Regions from separate parts of the Homo sapiens genome. Here region 1 is linked to region 2. Evidence: chromatin contacts called from ENCODE Hi-C or POLR2A ChIA-PET data. All regions are on one chromosome and are shown on one strand. The core of a region is the stretch at or near the end of the contact, and the rest is flanking DNA. Distances in the headings are between cores, read along the strand shown.

Region 1 (6,166 bases), core at 2,233-4,732, 58 kb before region 2:
TTTTTTTAAATAGCAATCTTCAACCTCATTATCATTGCAGGCCAAAAATGAGAATAAAAGATCTCATTGTCTACTTTGAAATTCCACACTGAAGAGTAATGGACTTTTTTCTTTTTCTCTTTTTTTTTTTCAAATCTAAAAGTAGGCAGTTTATAATACCAAATAGAACACCACGGTTTTATGGAAACAAAATTTTGGATTGGAAAATTAAAGTTCATTTTGTCCCCTCTTAAAGATTAGGTGGCCCTGGGTTTTTGGCCCTGAGGTCACCCATCCTGTGTGTCACATGGGCCACACGTCTTGGGTTTTCTGAACGGTCCCAATTTTAAGTACTTGAGCCTCCTAAATGGCTTGGTCTTAGAAATGCTAGTTCCCAAATTCTAGATTCCTTGTTTTTAGAGATAGCCCTCAAATCTGGATTTTCAGTTTGCTAAATGTGACTGTCAGATTAAGTATCCTTATTCCAGATGGCAAAAGGCTAACCATTAGCAAAAATAAAAAGCACTGTCTCCCCAATTTCCTCTACATGTTCAAAATCCAGCTCAACTCCTTCCTCTGGTCCTTTCCCAAACCACAATGATTGCCCCTCTTTGAAATCAACATCATTCACTGTTGGAGGCCACGGAGCAAAACAGAAGTGTGAAGTCAAACAGAAGTGAAGACATAGCCTATGTTAGTTACTTCCTAAATGCATGGTTTCCGCAAGTTGCTTAACCTCTCTGAGCCTTAGTTTCCTCATCTGAAAAATGGAGATATGGTAATGACTCCTCTCATTTGTTCAGTGATGTTTAAGTAATCTGTAAAGTGCCAAGCACAGTGACTGGTACACACAGCACATGCTCAATAAACAGGAATTATCGTCGTCTCTCACTTCAGCACTGAATCCCACATCACTCTGTCTCCGTGAAGCTATCCATGTGGGTGCTTTGGAGAGCCCTTAGTGGCCTCGGTCAAGTCTCAGGCTTGTCTCCCACACTACTCCGTGGGTCTATTCAATTAGCATGAACTCAAAAAATAAAAATAAAAAACATCAAATGTCCAAATATTACAAAATCCACTTCCTTTCTCCCAAAAAATGTAGGGCAGCATCTTGGATGCTTTGTGTTAAGTGTGCCTTATAGCTCATAGTCTTTTCCAGAGAGGAGCTCTGGAATCCCCCAAATCTTCCTGCGAATATGAATGTTACAGATTCTCTTTTTGGAGGCTTCAGTGTTAAGACACATCAGAGCAACCTCTTCAACCCTCAGGGACTGATTTGTGATCTAAGCTGTGAATGTGCCCTTTAAACAGCTTCATAAACCTGAGCGGCAATCTTTATTCTCCATTTCCACATCATCTAAATTATATTTTGGTACAGTTATTGAATTTGAAATTAGCACTAAAGCCAAGAATGAAGTAATTCTCATTGTAATGACATGAAAAGAGGTATGTGAGATGATGTGGTATTCAAAGATGAGCTGCACCTCAGTATGTTCAGAGAAAGCCGGGCGTGGTGGCGGGCACCTGTAATCCCAGCTACTCAAGAGGCTGAGGCAGGAGAATCGCTTGAACCGAGATCGTGCCACTGCACTCCAGCCTGGGCAACGGAGCGAGACTCCGTCTCAAAACAAACAAAAAAACCAGCCTCCAGATAAATATATTATAAACATGCACTGGAAAAACTGAGAAGCACACACCCAAAACTATTCAGTGAGGATCTTCTTTTTTGGAGAGGGGATGTTTATTCAAACACTTCTGAAATGTTTCCATTTTTTATGTTCACTTCAGTAATTTTCTTTAAAAATTGCCAACTGGGATAAAATGGTGACAGTTCTCCAAAATAAGCTCCAATTAAATATATTTGCAAAGCATATAATTTCCCAAAAACAAAAATCCATTGACAATCTAACTTCACTTACACATCCTCTGCGTTCACGTTCCATGTTCTCTTCTGGTACGTAACATTGCACAATACACTTATATTTTTGCTCAGATGTAATAGCAGCAGGGATTTCATTTTCTATTCTTTTTTGATTTATTGGCTATCAAAATATCATTTGTTTTTGTCACAATTAGTTTATCTTATGGTTGGATATTAAGGGTATTTCCAAATTATACTGTTATAAATATGAACTATGAATAGCTTTGTATATTCATAGCTTTGTTTTTGCTTTGCTTTTAAAGGACTTCCTTGGAATTCCCAGGAATAAGGATTTTAGGTCACTACTTGTAAGTTTCTGTGCCTCTTGTCTGCCTTCCAAATAAACGATACTTATACTGTCCCCAGTAACATCTGGATACCATTTTCTCTACATTTACTATACATTTTAATTATATATAATGTTAAATGACTGTATATGAATATACTGTATAATTATTTTTGCCGATATTGCAACTGTAAAATGGTACATCATCAAGGTTTCACTTTGTGATTTCTTTGATTACTAGTGGCTGAATCTTTTCTTTTCTTTCTTTTTCTGAGACAGGGTATCGCTCTGTTACCCAAGCTAGAGTGCAGTGGCGTAACCAAAGCTTACTACAGCCTCGACTTCCCAGGTTCAAAGCGATCCTTCTACCTCAGCCTCCTGGGTAGCTGGGAGTACAGGCACATGCCACCATGCCTGGCTAATTTTTATATTTTTTGTAGAGGCAAGGTCTTGCACTGTTGCCCAGGCTGGTCTTGAACTCCTGGGCTCAAGTGATCCACCTAGGCCTCCTAAAGTGCTGGGATGATAGGTGTGAGCCACTGTGCCCAGTCCTGAATATTTTCTCTTGGGTTTGTTTACATCTGAGACACAGAAGAGTACAGTGGCAATGATTTCAGCTCTCCAACCGGACTGCCCCAGCAGGAGACCTGGGAGTCATCATTCCCCAACCCAAACTTCAGCAAATTCTTAGCCTCTCCTAGCTTCAGCGTTTTTGTTGTTTTTTTAAAAAACTAATTAACTTTAAACAATTTCATTGGGGAAATTATCATATATACCTTAGAGTTTTTATAAAGAGTAAGTGAGCTAACTTGTAACATGTTTATACTGTATTTGACAAATAATGAGCCCTTAATATTGGCAATGTATTATTATTCATTATTTTCCCTTTTTTGACTTTTGTTCAAATCTGAGCTCATGTCTAAGGGTAACTTTTTCAGACTTCAAAAATGAAAATCCATATTTCCAGTTTACTAACAAATACTTCAATATACTCAATTCTATACTGAGAATCTATTATACAAAATAGATTCCTAGGCTCTGGGGAGAAAAATACAAACATAAATAATACATGCTCCCTGCTCTCCAGGAATTCACTCAGAGGTTATATGCTGAGGTTTCTGGAGGAAATTATAGGCTTGGTCAATATAGTTAGAAACTATTTTTAGAACAATGCATCCATTGTAGAGCTGAAAGAAACTTCAGGAAGCATCTAGTGTTGCTGGAAACAGCAGCTCTGGGAGCAATTACTAGGTCTTCAGGCTAGGGGTGGAGTCTGTGGTCCCATAAATTACAAGAAACAAAGACGTAAAGACAGACAAGTGTCGCAGGGCACAGTGGCTCACACCTGTAATCCCAGCACTTTAGGAGGCCGAGGTGGGCAAATCATCTGAGGTCAGGAATTCTAGACCACCCCGGCCAACGTGGTGAAACCCCGTCTCTTCTAAAAATACAAAAATTAGCCAGCCATGGTGGCAGGCGCCTGTAATCCCAGCTACTCCGGAATATGAGGCAGGGGAATTACTTGAATCTGGGAGGCAGAAGTTGCAGTGAGCTGAGATCACGCCATTGCACTCCAGCCTGGGTGACAGAGCGAGACTCCATCTCAAAAAAAAAAAAAAAAAGAAAAGAAAAGAAAAGAAAAGAAAAGAAAGACAAGATTCTCTGTTGCTGGTTTGGCTCCTTATTTCTTAGCCCTTAAGACAGTCAGGTCTACTGTAAATATTTAAAGACAGAGACATGGTATTCAGCATTTCTCAAACTTACATGACAAAGAAAACTTACAAGAAGAGCATATGGCAAGTCCATAACAAAAAAGTCCATCTAGCCCCAAGTTGCACCCTCCTCTGTAACTCAAGAAAAAGCTGAGGCCCTGGGGCATAAGGGTCAAGATCTAGTGGAAAGCTGCCTTTAACCAGAGCCTGCAGCTTCACCCTTGTGGGTATGTGTTCTTTCACGCTCTACTGCATTCCCTTCACTCAATTCTACTTTTTTGGGAGGGAGGGCCACCCACAGAACCCCAAAAGAGACATCTGACATTTCTTTGTGGTGTCAGTCACACATTCTCTTTTCTCATTTCCTTTTTTTCTTTGAGACAAAGTCTCGCTCTGTTGCCCAGGCTGAAGTACAGAGGTGCGATCTTGACTCACTGCATCCTCCGCCTCCCGGGTTCGGGTTCAAGTGATTCTCCCACCTCAGCCTCCTGAGTAGCTGGGATTACAGGCGAACGCCACCACACCTGGCTATTTTTTTTAATTTTTAGCAGGGACGAGGTTTCATCATGTTGGCCAGGCTGGTCTCGAACTCCTGACCTCAAGTGATCTGCCAGCCTTAGCCTGCCAAAGTGCTGGCATTACAGGCTGAGCCACCATGCCCAGCCCCTAGTCCATTTTTAAAAAATATTTACGGGAGGCTGATGTGGGAGAACCAGTTGAGCTGACTGGGGAGAAGCAGCAGTGAGCTGTGATCATGCCACTGCACTCCAGCCTGGGCAACAAAGCGAGACTGGTCTCAAAAGAAAAAAAAATTTACATCTTATTTTGACCCAAAATAATATTACTGAGCATGACCAATCTACCTCATAATGCTAACTTCTGACATGCTGCAAAATCACATCTACCATCAAAAACTGGTGTCTTTCCTAATAGGAGAATACAGCACAGAGGACATGCCTCAAAATGGTCAGAAATGTCTTTGGAAAACACTTATGTTAAAGGTACTAATTTCCACTTATACATGTTTTTTTAAATCCTGTATTTTTATAGCCATGCCTCTTATTTTCAGGGAACTCATAAGTTTTCTGCCACAAGTAATCAACAACAAAATTGGTGGGCTGTCTATTTCTGACTTGAAAAACACTTCTGCATAGCAGTGAGACATACATGCACGGGTTTTTATCTATACCCTGGGGTTTGTGGAAGTCAAGCGCCCCAGGCAGGAGCACATTCCTGGGAGCAATTCTGGGAGCAATTACTAGGTCTTCAGTATAGGGGTGGAGTCTGTGGTCCCATAAATTACAAGAAACAAAGGCATAAAGACAGACAAGTGTGGCAGGGCACAGTGGCTCACACCTGTAATCCCAGCACTTTAGGAGGCCGAGGTGGGCAAATCATCTGAGGTCAGGAATTCTAGACCACCCTGGCCAACGTGGTGAAACCCCGTCTCTACTAAAAATACAAAAATCAGCCAGCCATGGTGGTGGGCACTCCAGCAGCAGATATAGCATGTGCTTCAGGATTTTTAATTGCAAACCAGAGGTTTTGTTAATTAGCATAAGTAGTGTGAGAACCAGATCCTCACAAGGTGAATACAAGGACTGTGTTGGTTAGCATAACAGATGTGAGAAATGTGTAGACAATGGATGAGATCAGGGGCTCCACCTATATGAAAGGATTAGGCATATTTCAGAGGCAAGTTCTGCATTTACATGAAGAGGACAAACAAGCCTGGCGGGCCCCAAAGTCTGGGATGGTGTCCTAAGCCCATTCCTGGATCCAGCTGCTGATTTCAGGAAATTCTTGATCACCTGACCCCCGCTGAATCTTGGACTAACCAGAAGACGTCTGCAAATTGCACATTAAGTGGCTTTAAAAAAAAATTAATTTTTAATTGACAAATAATAATTGTATATATTTATGGGGTATAATGTGATGTTTTGATAGATGTATACATTATGGAATGATAAAATGTACACATTTCAAGAGAAACAAGACATGTATACAATGTATTTATCACTCTTTAGTTTGAGCATTTTTTTTTTTTTTTTTTTTTGGGACAGGGTCTTGCTCTGTCACCCAGGCTTGAATGTGGTGGCCCAATCACAGTTCACCACAGCCTCGACTCCTGGGCTTAAGCAATCCTCCCAACTCAGCCTCCTGAGTAGCTGGGACTACAGACGCACACCACCACACCCAGCTAATTTCTGTATTTTTATGTAGAGATGGGGTTTTACCATATTGCCCAGGCTGGTCTCGAACTCCTGG
Region 2 (6,496 bases), core at 2,063-4,562:
GGTTATTGGGTAATCCTACCCCTGCAATTCCCTCATGTTTATGCATGTTAAATAAATTTTGTATGCCTTTTTCTGCTTTTTAATCTGCCTTTTGTCAGTTCATTTTGTAAACCACAAATAAAATTCTAAGGCCCACCAACCAACCGTCTGAATAGACCCCCTCCTCTCAGCCAGGGCACTCCAACATTAACCTGAAAACCTGGTGCAAGCCATGATGGGAAGAGAGGGTGGGACATGCCTCATTATACCCTCCTCCCTTTTGGAATTCAGAAAAAGTTGACCAGCATGTACAATCAACACAGACTTTAAGTCTAGTAAGAAACACTTACAATCTGTTTTCTCCAAAGTCTGTTACCTGGAGGCTTTCTCAGCATGATAAAACTTTGGTTTCCACAACCTCTTATTGTAACCCAAATATTCCTTTCTATTGATAGTAGTTCTTTCAACCAATTGCCAATCTAAAATATTTTAAATGTACCTATAACCTGGAACCCCTCCTCCCCTCTCTGCCCACTTGGAGTTGTCCCACCTTTCTGGACTGAACCAATGTATACCTTACGTGTATTTGATTGATGTCTCATGTCTCCCTAAAATGTATAAAACTAGGCTGTACCCCGACCACCTTGGGCACATGTTCTCAGGGTCTTCTGAGGGCTGTGTCATGGGCTATGGTCACTTCTATTTGGCTCAGAATAAATCTCTTAAATATTTTACAAAGTTTCACTCTTTTCATCAACAATTTTCAACAAACCCTTAACAGGATGACGGACGCTTTCCCTTGGCCCCTCTACAATCATACAGGTGGGTGATGTGTGAGCTTTGCCATGATCTTACTGGGGTGCTATGAGTTGCTGAGAAATTACTGAAGAAATTAATGGCCTACAAAAGTGATATGAAAATTATTTTAAACTGAAAATGCCTGTACAACCAGCAGCTACAGAAATAAACATTATCCAAACTTAAGCAGGGCCTCCTGAAAATACAGATGCCTTTGGCTCCCCCACCCACCAAAGGAGTTTCCTGTTGGGAGAATACTGAAGTGTGAATTCAGCTAGCTATTAACATCAGAAAAGCCAACAGTACCTTTCATTCTTCCCCTTTGAAGTTTTAACTCCTCCCTGTTTTGTTCAGTTGACGTAAAAACATTTACCTCTGGCTTCTTATCCAGTTACTCCTTACTGAGTAATGAGTGCATGTATAAATAATTCTTGTTCTGTTCATCCATCTATTGTCAGTTAATCTTCAGGCCCCCAAGCAATTGAAACTAGTGGGTAGAGGAAAATTTTCCTTCCAACACTACATTGTGATACATACTCAGGTGGGTAAAAAAAGACTAGGGCACATTTTGTTGAATATTTGTCAACTTCATTTACTGCGGAGATGGCATTTTTATGTCCATAACCTCTGAATTATAATTTTGAAGAAGGCACTGAGGTAGGATTACATTTATTTCACCCATAGTTATTAAAGCAAATAATTTCATGAGCTTCATAAATAACTATAAACTATTTCAAAGAAAACATTTCTTAACTCATTGTTTAGATTTAAGGCAGATAAGTGACACATTTTTTATCATATCTTCTTTTTTTCTGAGACAGAGTCTGGCTCTGTCACCCAGGCTGGAGTGTGGCACAATCTTGGCTCACTGCAACCTCCATCTCCCAGGTTCAAATGATTCTCCTGCCTTAGCCTCCCAAGTAGCTGAGATTACAGGTGCCCACCACCACACCCAGCTAATTTTTTGTATTTTTAGTAGAGACAGGGTTTCACCATGATGGCCAGGCTGGTCTTGAACTCCTGACTTCAAGTGATCCACCCGCCTCAGCCTCTCAAAGCGCTGGGATGACAGGCGTGAGCCACTGCACCCAGCCAGATCATATCTTCTTAATTCCTAAGTATCACAAAAAAGCTTTTTCATCTTATTCAAAACTTAAAATTAAAAGAAGAATTTATGCCATAGTGTTAGTTAAATACGTAGTGAGACTGGAGAGTTCCCTGGATCCCTTCGTGGGACTTGCAACAGGGGTGTGGTTCGCTTACTCAGCCCCCCACTCAAACCCCTTGCAGGAGGGGGAGCGTGCAGGCAAGCAGGTGCCAAGGCTGGGGCAAGCACTTCTGGGCTCTGGCCCTATGGCAGCATCTAGGGGTGTGTTACAATTAATGCTCTTTTAGCAGTTGCCATTCATGGATGGCTAAGTGTTAACTGGCTCAGAGGAGAGTCAGCACGACAGCATTTTACTCTCTGCCCTCTTGGTATCCTGGTCCTTGTCTGGCATCCAGGAAGAATCAGGTCACATGGACTTGAAGGATGGTGAATGCAGAGGTTTTACTGAGTGAAGGAGGTGGCTCTTAGTGGGATGGGCAGCTGGAAAGGGGATGGAGTGGGAAGATAATCTTCCCCCTGGAGTTCAGCCGTCCCTGGCCAAACTCATCTCGACAGTCAGATGCTTCTTCTCTTCTTTCCTTCTCTGCCATGACACTCTGCTTGTCTGTAAGTGGAATTTGAGGTTTTTATGGGTATGGGATGGGGGGTATGATGGGCCAGGGCAGTTTTGGAAAAAGCAACATTGGAGTGGGAAAACAGGGATGTGAAGTTCTCATTTAGGGCTGTGGGCCCAGGCTTGTGGGTAGGGCCTTTGCCAGGGAACTGCCCTCTTCTATTCAGTATTTCCCTGCCTCCTGTCCATATCAATAATAGTTGGCTGCTGCTTCAGCCCCTGTGATTACCAGGAAGCATGAGAGCAATCTTGGCAGTGGAACAAAAAAACATTGAATAATGATTTGTGGGCACACCATACAAAATCACAATGGAAAGACAAACAGGAAGTCTCAGGGTTTTGGGTTTTTCTTGTGTTTTCTGGGGATAGAGGGGGCCCAAGCATTGTGTAATTAGTTGTCAATAACTTTCTTTGTGAATTCTACATGTGGAAGATCTGTTTCACATGTGCTTTGGCATTGAATAATTATTTTATTGATGCTTTGTTAAAACAAAGATAGAATCCCATTTTATATCTGGTTATGTAAATAGAAAACTGTACACACTGCTCTACTCTTGCTTTTCATGGGAGGGGAAATGGCTTCCCTCTACCCTTCTAGGTTCTTTGGCTAGGCCATGAATTAAATTGACAGATGATAAATTAACAAGAGAAAAATCATCTTAATTACATATGTATGCATAGGACTCTGACAAATATGTGAGACTTAATTCCAGCTTCCACTAGCCATCCTGTCCCACCTAAGGTGGGGGGAAAAATCCAAGGGGCAGAGACAGTATGTGAAGTTCACCGTCAAGGTCAGGTGTGGTGACTCATGCCTGTAATCCCAATACTTACCAAGACTGAGACAAGTGGATTGCTTGAGCCCAGGAATTCAAGACCAGCCTGAGCAACATGGTGAAACTCTGTCTCCACAAGAAATACAAAAATTAGCCAGGTATGTGGTGCGTGCCTGTAGCCCCAGCTACACAGGAGGCTGAGGTGGAAGTATCACCTGAGCCTAGGAAATCAAGGTACAGTAAGACATGATCGTGTCACTGCACTCCAGCCTGGGCAACAGAATGAGACTCTGTCTCAAGGAAAAAAAAAAGTTCACAGCTAAAGGGCACATAAAGGCTTACTAAATGCCTAAGACCTAATTATAGTGCCAGAGGCATTTAAAGGAGAGCAACTCCATCTTGAATAGGAGCTACGTAAAATAAAGCCCAGACCTGCTTGGCTGCCATCCCAGGAGGTTAGGCATTCTTATTCACAGGATAAGACTGGAGGTGAACAGGACTGGTATCACACGTCAGAGGTTGTAAAGACCCTACTGATGAAACAGGATGTGGTAAAGAAGCCAGCCAAAACTCACCGAAACCAAGATGGAGATGAAAGTGACCTCTGGTTGTCCTCACTTCTCATTATATGTTCGTTATAATGCATTAGCATGCTAAAAGACACTCCCACTAGCACCATGACAGTTTACAAATGCCATGGCAACTTCTGGAAATCACCCTACATGTTCTAAAAAGGCGAGGGACCCTCAGTTTCTGAAACTCTTCATCCTTTTTCTGGAAAACTCATGAATAATCTACCCCTTGTTTATCATCTAATCAAGAAATAACCATAAAAATAGTCAACCAGCAGCCCCCTGGTTGCTCTGCCTATGGAATAGCCATTCTTTTGTTTCATTACTTCTCTATAAACTTGCTTTTTACTTTACTCTGTGGACCACCCTGAATTATTTCTTGCATGACATCTAAGAACCCTCTCTTGGGGTCTGGACTGGGACTGCTTTCTGGTAACGATAGGACCATAGAATGCTTCTCCTCCCCTCAAATCTTACCAGCACATCGCTAAAGGTGTACTTTTTGTTGTTTTGTTGAAAGGTGTCATTCAGCAAAAAATGACAAGGCACACTAAAAGGCAAAACAGAATTTGAAGAGACTGAGGATGCATCAGAATCAGACTAGATATGGCAGTGATGTTGATATTACCAGATTGTGAATTTAAAACAACTATGATTAACATAGTAAAGGCTCTAATTGAGAAAGTAGGCAGAATTCAAGAACAGATGGTCAATATAAGCAGAAAGATGGAAATTCTAAGTAAGAATCAAAGACAAATATTAGAAATCAAAAACATTGTAACAGAACTGAAGAATGCCTTTGATGGGCTTATTAGTAGATTGCACATGGCTGAGGAAAAAATCACTGATCTTGAGAATGTGTCAATAGAACCTTCCAAAACTGAAAAGCAAAGAGAAACAAAAAAGACTGGACAAAAAAACCCAGAATATCCAAGAACTGTGAGACAAGTACAAAAGGTGTAGCATACATGTTATGGGAATTCCAGAAGGAGAAGAAAGACAGAAAAGTATAGAAAAAATATTTTAAGCAATAAAGACTGAGACTTTCCACAAATTAATGTCAGACATCAAACTACATATGCTGGAAGCTCAGAGTACATCCAGCAGGATAAATGCCAAAAAAAAAAAAAAAACAAAAAAAAAAAAAACAAAACAAAACAAAAAAAACCCTAGGCATATCATATGCAAACTGCCAAAAATCAAAGACAAAGAAATATCTTGAAAGAAGCCACAGGAAAAAACACTTTACCTATAGAGGAGAAACATAAAATTTACAACCAACTTCTCTTCAGAAACCACACAAGCAAGAAGAGTGTTCTATTTTTCTGTAATTTCATCTTAAGGTCTCTTTCTGGAGAATGGCAGTAAACTCCTGTCCTCTCTCACATGGCTCCAGGAGATTTGGTTGTGAATATTTACAATGTTTCTTTCATGAGATACTTCTTTAGCCTGACAAACAGCTGGATGTCTAAGTGTCTGACCTGTGACCAGGTGTCCCACTCACAGGAAACTTGTTTATAGTGACAGATATCCTTATGGCTCTTGTCTGACCTGTGTCCAGTTTATTTCTACCAAGATAGCCATTCTTCAGAAAAGCCCTGGCCAGGAAAGAAGTTAGGTTTAGATGTGTCATTCAGCTGAGACACAAAGAAAGTAATTCAAACAAAACATGAAATAACACAAGCAGTATATTACTTTCAGATCCCAGAGAGAAGACAGCAGCATGCCCCATGGGGCCAACAGGAAGTAGGGAGCTATTTGGGACGTGTACACTCAATCAGCAGGCAAGGAGCAAGAGAGAGAATGAGGAACCCATGGGCTGAAGACTTTATTGGGGTCTAGGGCATTATCCAGGCAGGTTTCCCTTGGGAAGTTCTAATTAGTGGGTTTAGAGGAAGTAGATACAAGTACATGAAATCATGCTGTGACTGAGAAGTGGTCACTGTGGCATATCTGCACAATCAGTGCAGTAGGGGGTTCAGCAAGGTGAGTCAAGTAGGTTGTATCTAGCTGTCTGATAGGGAGGTGGTCACCAGGAAGCAGTCGTATAAAGCAGATATCTGGATCAACCCCACTGAGGAACTGGGATGAAGTAGAGAACCAGAAGCTGTGTCAAGGGTGACTAAGCCCTGTTTCCAATATGAGAAAATTAAACCTGTGTTCAAAATGGATGCTGAGGCAACATAAAATTGTAAGAAATCACTACAAAGAGAGTGAAGTGAAATATTTAAAGTGGTGAGAGAAAAAAACTCCCAACTAGAATTGTGTATCCTGTGAAATTCTTCTTCAAAAGTGAAGTAGAAATAAAGACTTTCTGAGACCAACAAACACTAAGGAAATTTGTTGCTAGTAGATCTGCCTTGTAAGAAATATTAAGGAAATTCTTCACATAGAAGAAAAATAATGTAGGTCAGAAATGTGGATCTACATAGGGAAAGATAGAGTATCAGAGAAGAATAAGTTAAGGTAAATAAAAACTTAAAAAATTTTTAATTGGTCTAACATAACATTTTGTTTCAAATAATAATGGCAAAATGTATTTGATTGGGTGTATATACATACACTTATGCTTATGTATGCTTCTGCTCACTAAGAAAATATAAGCATTCATTAAGTGAAATGCACTACACAATAATACCAGAGACAGGAG

Evidence for each region. A loop is a pair of places that touch in the nucleus more often than their neighbours do. ChIA-PET counts read pairs that join two places held with the same protein, here RNA polymerase II (POLR2A). Pooled maps may share reads with other maps.
Region 1: a loop to region 2 is called in a pooled map, with 4 times the contacts of the local background. The contact joins two enhancer-like sites. A Hi-C loop is called at or near these places in 1 of 168 maps with a recorded cell type or tissue (GM12878), 6 of 37 single-sample maps with no recorded cell type and 5 of 50 pooled maps. POLR2A ChIA-PET finds 5 or more read pairs at or near these places in 5 of 52 experiments (GM10248, MCF 10A, OCI-LY7 and 2 more).

Annotation. Positions count from the first base shown.
Region 1 is chr9:76,470,392-76,476,557 of GRCh38, reverse strand. All of the region lies in intron 2 of GCNT1 (glucosaminyl (N-acetyl) transferase 1), which reads right to left. Among named protein-coding and RNA genes, the nearest start is that of GCNT1, 14 kb to the right of the region's middle. RefSeq lists enhancers at 3,895-3,974, 4,325-4,594, 5,306-5,375, 5,396-5,485, 5,410-6,071. Within about 2 kb of position 3,482, at least 4 of the 41 ENCODE cell types and tissues checked have a DNase peak (open chromatin) inside an H3K27ac peak, as active enhancers do.
Region 2 is chr9:76,412,152-76,418,647 of GRCh38, reverse strand. It overlaps a transcript of GCNT1 not described here. Among named protein-coding and RNA genes, the nearest start is that of RFK, 21 kb to the right of the region's middle. RefSeq lists an enhancer at 782-1,363. Within about 2 kb of position 3,312, at least 3 of the 41 ENCODE cell types and tissues checked have a DNase peak (open chromatin) inside an H3K27ac peak, as active enhancers do.